Regions from separate parts of the Homo sapiens genome. Here region 1 is linked to region 2. The links are chromatin contacts, found by Hi-C in ENCODE. All regions are on one chromosome and are shown on one strand. The core of a region is the stretch at or near the end of the contact, and the rest is flanking DNA. Distances in the headings are between cores, read along the strand shown. Region 1 has its middle 150 kb from the start of LINC01170. Region 2 has its middle 31 kb from the start of CEP120.

Region 1 (4,332 bases), core at 229-2,728, 1.1 Mb after region 2:
TTCATCAAAACCAAGCCATCACGGGCCGCAATGTGTGGTTACTTAAGCATTTTCATATGCCCTAGACTTTTTTTAATGGAACAAAAAGCAAGACCATGAAATACACAGAAGGGAAAACATCAAAAAATTTGTACATGGCCCATGACATTGGTATTCCTCTAACATGGATTTTACTAAGCATCACTTATATAAACAATGGCGCCAAATCCTGTTTTCTTTCATAATGCATGTTTTCTCAGCAGTAGTACTGCAGATCTTGAAATACAATATGGGGGCTCTAGTTTCCCAGTGAAATCATATGGTTGGTGTATTTCCTCAAAATAAGCTTGCCATATGGAACCAGCCCTGGAACAGGCCCAGATCAAACAGAAGTAGCTAAAGATCCTGCACCTCTTGAACCAGCCAACACAGCCAGTGAGAAGACCAGTCAGCCTTAATGATTTCTTTAGAGTCTATGCACTTAGGTCTCTGTATTGGACTTTCTCTAAAGTTTTTGTTTGAAGAAAGAATTCTGTGACTAAAATGAGTTGGAAATATACCGTGATGGGACTTTCTTGATTTTTTTTACCCTATCAAAACCTTCCTGTTCTTAATTGCCTTTTTTCTCGGAGCTCTACTAGGTAATTGGCTAAGTAAACCATACTATGCTAAAGCCAATGTAAGGGATAAAACATAATATGTTTGTGCTTTTCTGGATAACATTTGCATTTATACTTTAGTCTTCAACCTCCTAACCAAAGAGAGTTAAGCATGAATTTTAGGTTCCATGGCAGGGCTACTTGGCAAAATAGTTTTGCCGTAGGCATGAAGTACAGAAGAGACTTCTCAGTGCTTGAAATCATACCACCCAGCAATCACCAAGACAATGATTCTCCAAATGTGGTACCCATACCAGCAACATCAGCATTACCTGGGAATTTGCACATTCTTTGGCCACACCCCAGACCTACTCAATCAGAAATTCTGAGATCTGTGTTTTTAACCAGCCTTCCAAATGATTGTGATGCACGCAAAAGTTTGAGAACCACAGACATAGATTCATGTTCTAAGTTGTGTTACCTAGAAGCAGAGCCTGAGATGGGGATCCTTATGAAAGTGATTTATTAAGGACCGCCTCTCAGTAGAAATCTGTAAGAAAGGAAGTGGAGCAAAGAAAGGGACAGAGACAAGCAAGCACGTGATGTAAATTCAGGTGAAGCCTCTCCTTGGCCTGATTCACAGGAAGAGGATTCTAGAGCGCAAACCATGCAGCAGAGTTATCTCCCTTTGAAGCAAAGGGCTAACCTTTGTCATAAGCCCTTCTTAGTCACTAACTATAGGAAGGACAGAGGCTTCCCCAGTTGATGCCAGTTCTCTGGAGAAGGGAAAGTGGTTGTCATTAGCAGCCAAAAGTCACATAGCTGTGGGACAGGGGGGCCTGGGTGAGTGCTACTACTACCACCAATATAAAAAGTCAGCTTCAGCAATATACAAGCTCCACTACTTTCACTATGAATCAACTAGAGAATGACTCATCTACGCACTCTCAGTACCCAAGACAGTATTGGTTATGCAAATATGAAGCAGGAAACGCCTTAAACTCCAATCTGCACTGAACAGCCACCAGAAACCTAATCCACTTCAGTCATCTTTGAGTACTATCAACACTGGAATAAAGCTGATTTCAGAACCTGAAACCACAAGCCTCATAGTGCAGTGAGAGAACGTTTGAATTACTAGTTCCACACAACATGAGTTTTGGATGCTTGCATATCTAGTCCTCCTTTTGTAAATAAGAGCACCCTGATTTCCCTTGGGGTACTTAGCCCTTCCCCATTGTGTGCTGATCTTGGTGAAGCTGCAAATCACTGTGCCTGTCTTCTGCTAGACAAGGTGCAGGCGTGTGGCTCAGTCTGGGTTGACTGATTGCTTTCCTTGTAATTAAAATCTTAATTAGAGTGACACAACTGACTACGGTCAGAGCACATTCATAGCAGTGCTTGAGACTTGAAGAAATTCTTCATCAGTTCCTTCTGCCCAGGCCCTCAGAGGGCCTTTTTAAGTGGAATTGTTCTTAATTCCTCTAGATCCTTCCAGCCCCATATCCTGCCAGTAAATTCTCTTTTGCTTAAGTGAGTGGGTTTTGGTTGCTTGCAACCAAAGAATCCTGGCTGACCCTAGTTTCCAAATTCCTTGAGTTTGATGGTCTATTTTGTTTTAGTGTTATGGTTTTTATTCAGGTAAGAAGAATCCTGTTTCCATTATTTTCACTATGTAACAAACTACCTCAAAGCTTCATGGTATAAAATAGCTATTTTAATATGCTTATAGAGTCTGTGGGTCAGGACATAGCAAGGATGGTTTGTGTCTTCTCCAGAATTTTTTTTTAATTAGCCAGGCATGGTGGCACTCACCTGTATTCCCAGCTACTTGGGAAGCTGAGGAGGGAGGATCTCTTGAGCTGGTAAGTTTGAGGCTGCAGTGAGCTATAATCACACCACTGTACTCCAGCCTGGGCAACAAGGCAAGACCCCATCTCTTAAAAAAACATAAAAGAAAGTACATAAAGCTAAAAGGCAACTTTATGAACCCAATCACAATTTTAAAGGAATTTCTTCTAATTTCTCTTAATAGGATACACATACATTTAACATAGTATATATGTATGTGACATTTCTTTTTACTGGTAATGAAACAGGAGAGTTCCCTGATCCCCCTCATAGGACATGTAACAGATCTGTGACTCATCTGTTCCATCACTGCTGCTGCTCAAACTCCTGACTGGAGGGGGAGTACACAGACAGGCAGGTATAGTAATCAGGGTGAGTGCTGTGGGCTCCAGCCCCGTGTTTGGGGGTGTGCCTGCAGCCCCAGTGTTATAATGCTCCTTTAGCCTTGCTGTCTACAGAGAGCTTAAGTGTTAACCAGCTCAATGGACCCTCTGCCTTTTCACAAGGGCAGAAGGCCAGTGTGACAGCTTTCTGTATCCTGAGCTCTTGCCCAGCATCCTGGAAGAATCAGGTCACACACAGGCTTGAAGGATGAATGAGAGGTTTTATTGAGTGGTGGAGGTGGCTCTCAGTGGGAAGGATGGGGAGCTGGAAGGGGGAATGGAGTGGGAAGATGATCTTCCCCTGGAGTTTGGCCATCCAGCAGCTAAACTCCCCTCTGACCGCCCCCAGCCAAACTCCTCTCAGCATTCAGACATGCCTTCCCTTCTCTCTTTCTCTGCCACACCGTTCTGCTGTTCGTCTGCTTGTCTCCTGGTCTCCTTGTCTGCTCATCTCCTCATCAGCTTCTGGAGCCTGGGGTTTGCAGTTTACATGGGTACAGGATAGGGGGGTGTGGTGGGCCAAAAGGCAACTTTTTGGGCAGAAAACAGAAATGCCTGTTCCAAGTCAGGGCCATGGGTCTCCAGGCTTGAGGGTGGGGCCTTTGCTGGGGAACTGCCCTCTTCTACCCAGTATTTCCCTGTCTCCTGTCCATATCTCCATATCAGTAACACTCAGAGACCACACGGATTCATGCTCCCCTTTTGCAATAATACCCTGTGCTCCCCACTTTCAACCCTAAGAGTACTTGACTTTTCAGAGTATGAATAGCAGCTATAGAAGATTCACCTTTGGGATCTTTTAAATACAAAATGTGCTAACATTTAACATAGTTAAGGGAAACATTACATCGTCCCGAGTCACAAGCTACAATAATCGTGTCAGAAAGCAGAGTTTGCAGTCACTATTCTCCTGTTATTCTTTCTTGTTTCCTCTGAAGCAGAAGTTTTTATCCTACTGCGGCAGGTAAGCCCAGGGTAGTTCTCTGCCACATAGAAACTGAACATGGCAAGAATGGCTATTCTGTAATTTCAAGAATAAGATTGACTTTGCTTCTGAATGAAATTTGAATTTAATACATTTGCTTGAAGTAAACCGAATCCAGGCTAAATAAGAATCCATGTTGGAATTTTTTCAGAATGGCCTTCCAGTTTTCAGAAATGGTCTCAGCATCACCCTCGCAGCATTTCTCTCTGCTCCTTTTTCATTGAGGTGGATTGCAACTGAGTCAAATGAACTGAAGCGGAGCTTTCTGGGATGTTTACTTCATCTCTCTGACATTTTCACACTCATCCATTTCTTCCTGCTTTTTGGACTTTTATCCTTGAATTTGGTTATTTTGAACTTTAATTTTTGTCTTTTTTTTCTTTATCCGAACCACCAAGGGTCAATATTGGTTATTGTGGAGACATGCACCTTGTCCCAGAGACAAAGAAGCCTGTGGGAACAATCCCTGGTCACATCTCCTCAGCTTCTGCTTCGTCACTGTCAGAGTCACTCTAGTCTAGAAGGGAGAGATCAG
Region 2 (4,368 bases), core at 1,314-3,813:
CTTAATATACGGTAACCAACAAATACACTGCAAAGTTACCAGGATGTATGTCCCTCCCGATCTCTCCCCTTAGGTACCTGTGAGCTGGGCCCAAACTTAATACAGCGTTTAATCCCAGACAGTGTTTTGGGGCCCTGATCCTTTCCTCCTTTGCCTATCACAGGAAGCCAGAAAGAAATGTAAATTTACTCTTGATTCCAGGTTCCTTCAGCCTGGAGTAAAAACTTAAACAGAATACAACCCAGACGAAAAGGTTGAAGGAAAAGGTCTCAAACCCTGACAGGCTGAATTCTCAAAGACCATAACTAAAAAAAACAAATCAAAATGCTATGTTTAAAAAGCTTTTCTACCTCTCCTAACAGTCAAGCCAGACCCTTCTCCTATTAGATGCAAACACGATCTTTAATCTATAATGCATCTGCTTTCACAACATAGAATGATTAAAAGAGAGGAAGGCTCCCCTCCGTGCCCTATTCTACTTCCTCTCTATGCTTCTCTAAGTAGCTGATTACTATGAACCCTGCATGTTTCCGGCGATGTTTTTGGAGCTCTTTCCTTTGTTGTCATCTACTAGATTCAGAGCTTCTCATTAAGGAAATTAATGTAAGTATAGTAAAATATGTGGCCAAAAGAGTCAAAATTGAACTAGGTTTTGCTCATTCCATGTCCATTCCATATACCAAGCTTCCTCAACTACTCTTTTTGCATTTTTTACCTTCACTAATTTGACAGCTATTCATGAGTGTTTAGATACAGTTGTCAAATTAATAAATAATTCTAAAGTGCCATTTTTCCTGCAAATCCAATGATACTTAGACAACTTTTGGCTAGGCAATGCATAGGCGTGGTGGCTCTTGCCTATAATCCCAACACTTTGGTAGGCCAAGGCGGGCAGATCACTTGAGGTCAGGAGTTTGAAACCAGCCTGGCCAACATGGAGAAACCCCATCTCTACTAAAAACACACAAAAAATTAGCCAGGCGTGGTGGCAGGCTCCTTTATTACCAGCTACTTGGGAGGCTGAGGCAAGAGAATCGCTTGAACCCGGAAGGTAGAGGTTGCAGTAAGCCGAGATGGTACCACTGCACTCTAGCCTAGGCAACAGAGCGAGACTGCGTCTTGGGAAAAAAAAAAAAGAGAAAACTTTCAATGCTAATTAATTTATCATAATATAAACAGTTTCTAATGTTTACTTAGATTTATAAGGGTTGGACGATGTTCCTGAAAGAAAATAGAAAGTCACATAGGTAACCTGATTGATCTCAGACCAGTGTGTTTAATACTGCAAGGCAGTATAGTAAAGGGGTAAAGAGAGAAGTCTGGGGTCAGATTGTCTGGGTGGGTCTGATTTTGGGCTCTATATTTATTACTGTGTCACCTTAGGTAAGTCATTTAACTTTTCTGCGTCTCAGTTTTATCATCTAAAAAAAAACCCTTAAGATAATAATAGTATCCAACTTAGAAAGGCGATGATTTAGGACTTGTAAGATGCTCAGAAGAAATGTTGTCTGTGGTCATTATTGCACATAGGCTAATATTGAGGGGAGAACACTGGTTCATTCCCCTGCCTGTGATTTCAGGAATTCTGCCCCACTTAAAGTCTTACCAATATATGTCTGGATTCCCCATTTAAGGTTTTCATGGGCTTACAAAAACTCAGATCCTGCCTAAGCTACCTGAGGGTACGTTTTACCTCCCCTGCTGCTGGTCCTGTGACAAGGCTAATGTCTAGCCACACCAGGGTGCCTCCCCTAGATGCTCCCAACATTGGATTTCCAGGAGTCTTACTGTACCAAAGCCAAGGTCTTTTCCACCCAGAAGGGAAGGGAATACTTAGCCTCCTGCCTCTTGATGCCACATTCTACTCCCTTGAGTGCTTTAGGGAATTTGCTTCGATGCTTCATGCCTACTACGCCTTTCTCTTTAAACTTCACGCTTGGGGCCCTGGCTATGAAACAGGGATACCTGAGGCACAAAACCTCCCTACCTCTCCCGTTTTTCAAAGAGCAACTCTCTGGCAAATGGACTCATGAAAGTCCTGCTTAAAAGTTCCTCAGACATGTTTGAATGGGCTTAAATCTTACTTTAGGCTCAGTCCAGGACTCTGATTCCCCTTTCCTGGTTACATAAAGATGCTAATAAAATCCTGAAACCCCCTTTAAGCAATCAGCAAACAGAATCTCCTCTTAGTTTTCCCTTTTGGGCAACTGTATATGCCTGCACTGTATTCAGTAAACATATTTCCTAAACAAAGTAAAGCTTTCCATATGCTTTTGTGATTTTAACACATTACTGATTGAGCACAGTAAAAGCCTGAAATGCATGCAGTGCTAGTAAGATAGTCCCATGGGTATCTACTTCCTTAAACAACTTTCCCTCAAAAGTACTAAATGTCTCCATAATATCAACTATTGATAAAGTTCTCAATTCAGTGTTATGTCAGTTGAGGCAACCCACTGATTTATATTTCCTAGAAGGCTTTTTCTTTGAGAGTTAGAATGGTAGACAGAAAAGGAAATTAATCTACATGAAACTCTAAGGGAAAAATGTAGGTTTACAAGTAGTGAGGAATGGCGAACTATTTTTTTTTTTTCTGCAGGACATTTCTGATGAGTCATGTTTATATGCACAAGTATGTATACCCACTGTTACTACAGGCATAGTAGAGATACAGTTGGCTGCAGGCTGTACACAATAATCTGAAGCCTGGCTGTAAACCTTCTCTTCACATTAATCTGCCACACACTCTGATGATTAGGAATCCCTGATCCACTAATAATCTTTTCTACTATGAATATATAGCTGAACAATTTGTGATTACAGTTGCTAATATATCCTGAAGTACATCTAACCTCCAGTTGATGTCCCATCTGGTGGTGTTTCCAGTTTTGTGAGCTTTATCTCTGAATCAACTTTAATAGAAAATAGTAAGGTCCTGAAGCACTAGTAGTCACTTGGTTCTGGAACCCTATTTATCTCTGCATTTCAATAATGGGCATTTTTATGTAATGCCAATGAGCAGGGAATGTTCACAGAATGCACTATGTAGGGATTCCCTAATATCTGCGTTGTAGCAGCATCTAACCATGTGCCATTCAAGCATATTGTAAGCAAAAGGGATGGATTAGCCCAGTGTGGAACAATTAGAAATGAGCCAGCTTGCCTGAAACAAAGGCTACGGAAAGAGATTAAGAGTAGAGACATCTGCTTACCATCAAGGGTAGACTATAAATAGCAGTAGCAGCCTGAAACCAGAAAGTGATATATATATATATATATATATATATAAATGGAAAGGTCTATTGTTCACATACAAACTTTCCAAAACCATCACGACTGCCCCATCATCATTATCACTAATATTCCTTTGCAAATATTTATATTTAATATGCATTGAAAAATCAGGTTGCTTGTTTTAACATAAAACCAGAGTGTGTGATATAGGATGGTATATATTATTTTCAAATTTTAAAAGGAAAAAGAAAGCTCATAAAGGAATTACCCCAGTTATTCAGAGAGTTCAAATGTTTCTGTTTTGGTTATCCATCCTCTCTGATACAGCTCACAGGGAAGCTTCAAGTAGTTAGGAACTAAAAGGTATAAACCAATATTCACCGAGTCTTCTGAAAACACCATGACTTGCAGTTTCACAATTTTAAGAGACAGCACCCTGCAATACCATACTGTGCTTGAACATATGCAAAGAAGGATAATTATAACCATTTTTCAGTCTTGTGCAACTAGAAGTGGAGATATTGCACCCGATCTGCAAACTTCATTATGAGGCCACTAGGGTGTCCATCACTGTCAAATTCCTATTGGCATTTCAATTAAAGAGGAAGGATGGGGAGAGGGAAAGGGAAGTGAAAGGAGGACAAATATTATTCCTAGAAAATAGGCTCAGATATTTGTACTTAATATTTTCTACATTTTGATTATTTGGCAAGTGCCATGGGAGAGAGTGATGTCCAACTTTGCTTGTCATTTATCTCAGCTTATCCTTTGTTCCCAGTCACAGACTCAACTGGAAGCACTGTGCAAATTACCCCATGATGCAAGCATGCACTTAAGCCAATGGGTTATTTTGTATTTGAAGATGTCCCACCAAATTAATAACTTATTATTTATTGAGGGTTTTTTTCCACCAAAGGTGTACTAGATTTTCACCTAATAATCTATATACACTTATTCAGTTCCTGCCTGTGACCAAAGGCCAATTTTTTTTTTTTATCAGGTGCTTACCCAGGGCATGGAGTACAATGTATGATCACGTGGACAGATATTCTCCATAAAGTAAGAGGAAAATCACATGGAGAGTGAATCTTTGACCTAAGACTCATAAATACAAAGCACTTGCCAACTGAACTA

Evidence for each region. Hi-C counts contacts between places; a loop is a spot of excess contacts on that map. Pooled maps may share reads with other maps.
Region 1: a loop to region 2 is called in a pooled map, with 4 times the contacts of the local background. The contact joins two enhancer-like sites. A Hi-C loop is called at or near these places in 3 of 37 single-sample maps with no recorded cell type and 7 of 50 pooled maps.

The regions. Positions count from the first base shown.
Region 1 is chr5:124,582,438-124,586,769 of GRCh38, forward strand. No RefSeq gene overlaps it. Among named protein-coding and RNA genes, the nearest start is that of LINC01170, 150 kb to the left of the region's middle. Within about 2 kb of position 1,479, at least 3 of the 41 ENCODE cell types and tissues checked have a DNase peak (open chromatin) inside an H3K27ac peak, as active enhancers do.
Region 2 is chr5:123,452,113-123,456,480 of GRCh38, forward strand. No RefSeq gene overlaps it. Among named protein-coding and RNA genes, the nearest start is that of CEP120, 31 kb to the left of the region's middle. Within about 2 kb of position 2,564, at least 3 of the 41 ENCODE cell types and tissues checked have a DNase peak (open chromatin) inside an H3K27ac peak, as active enhancers do.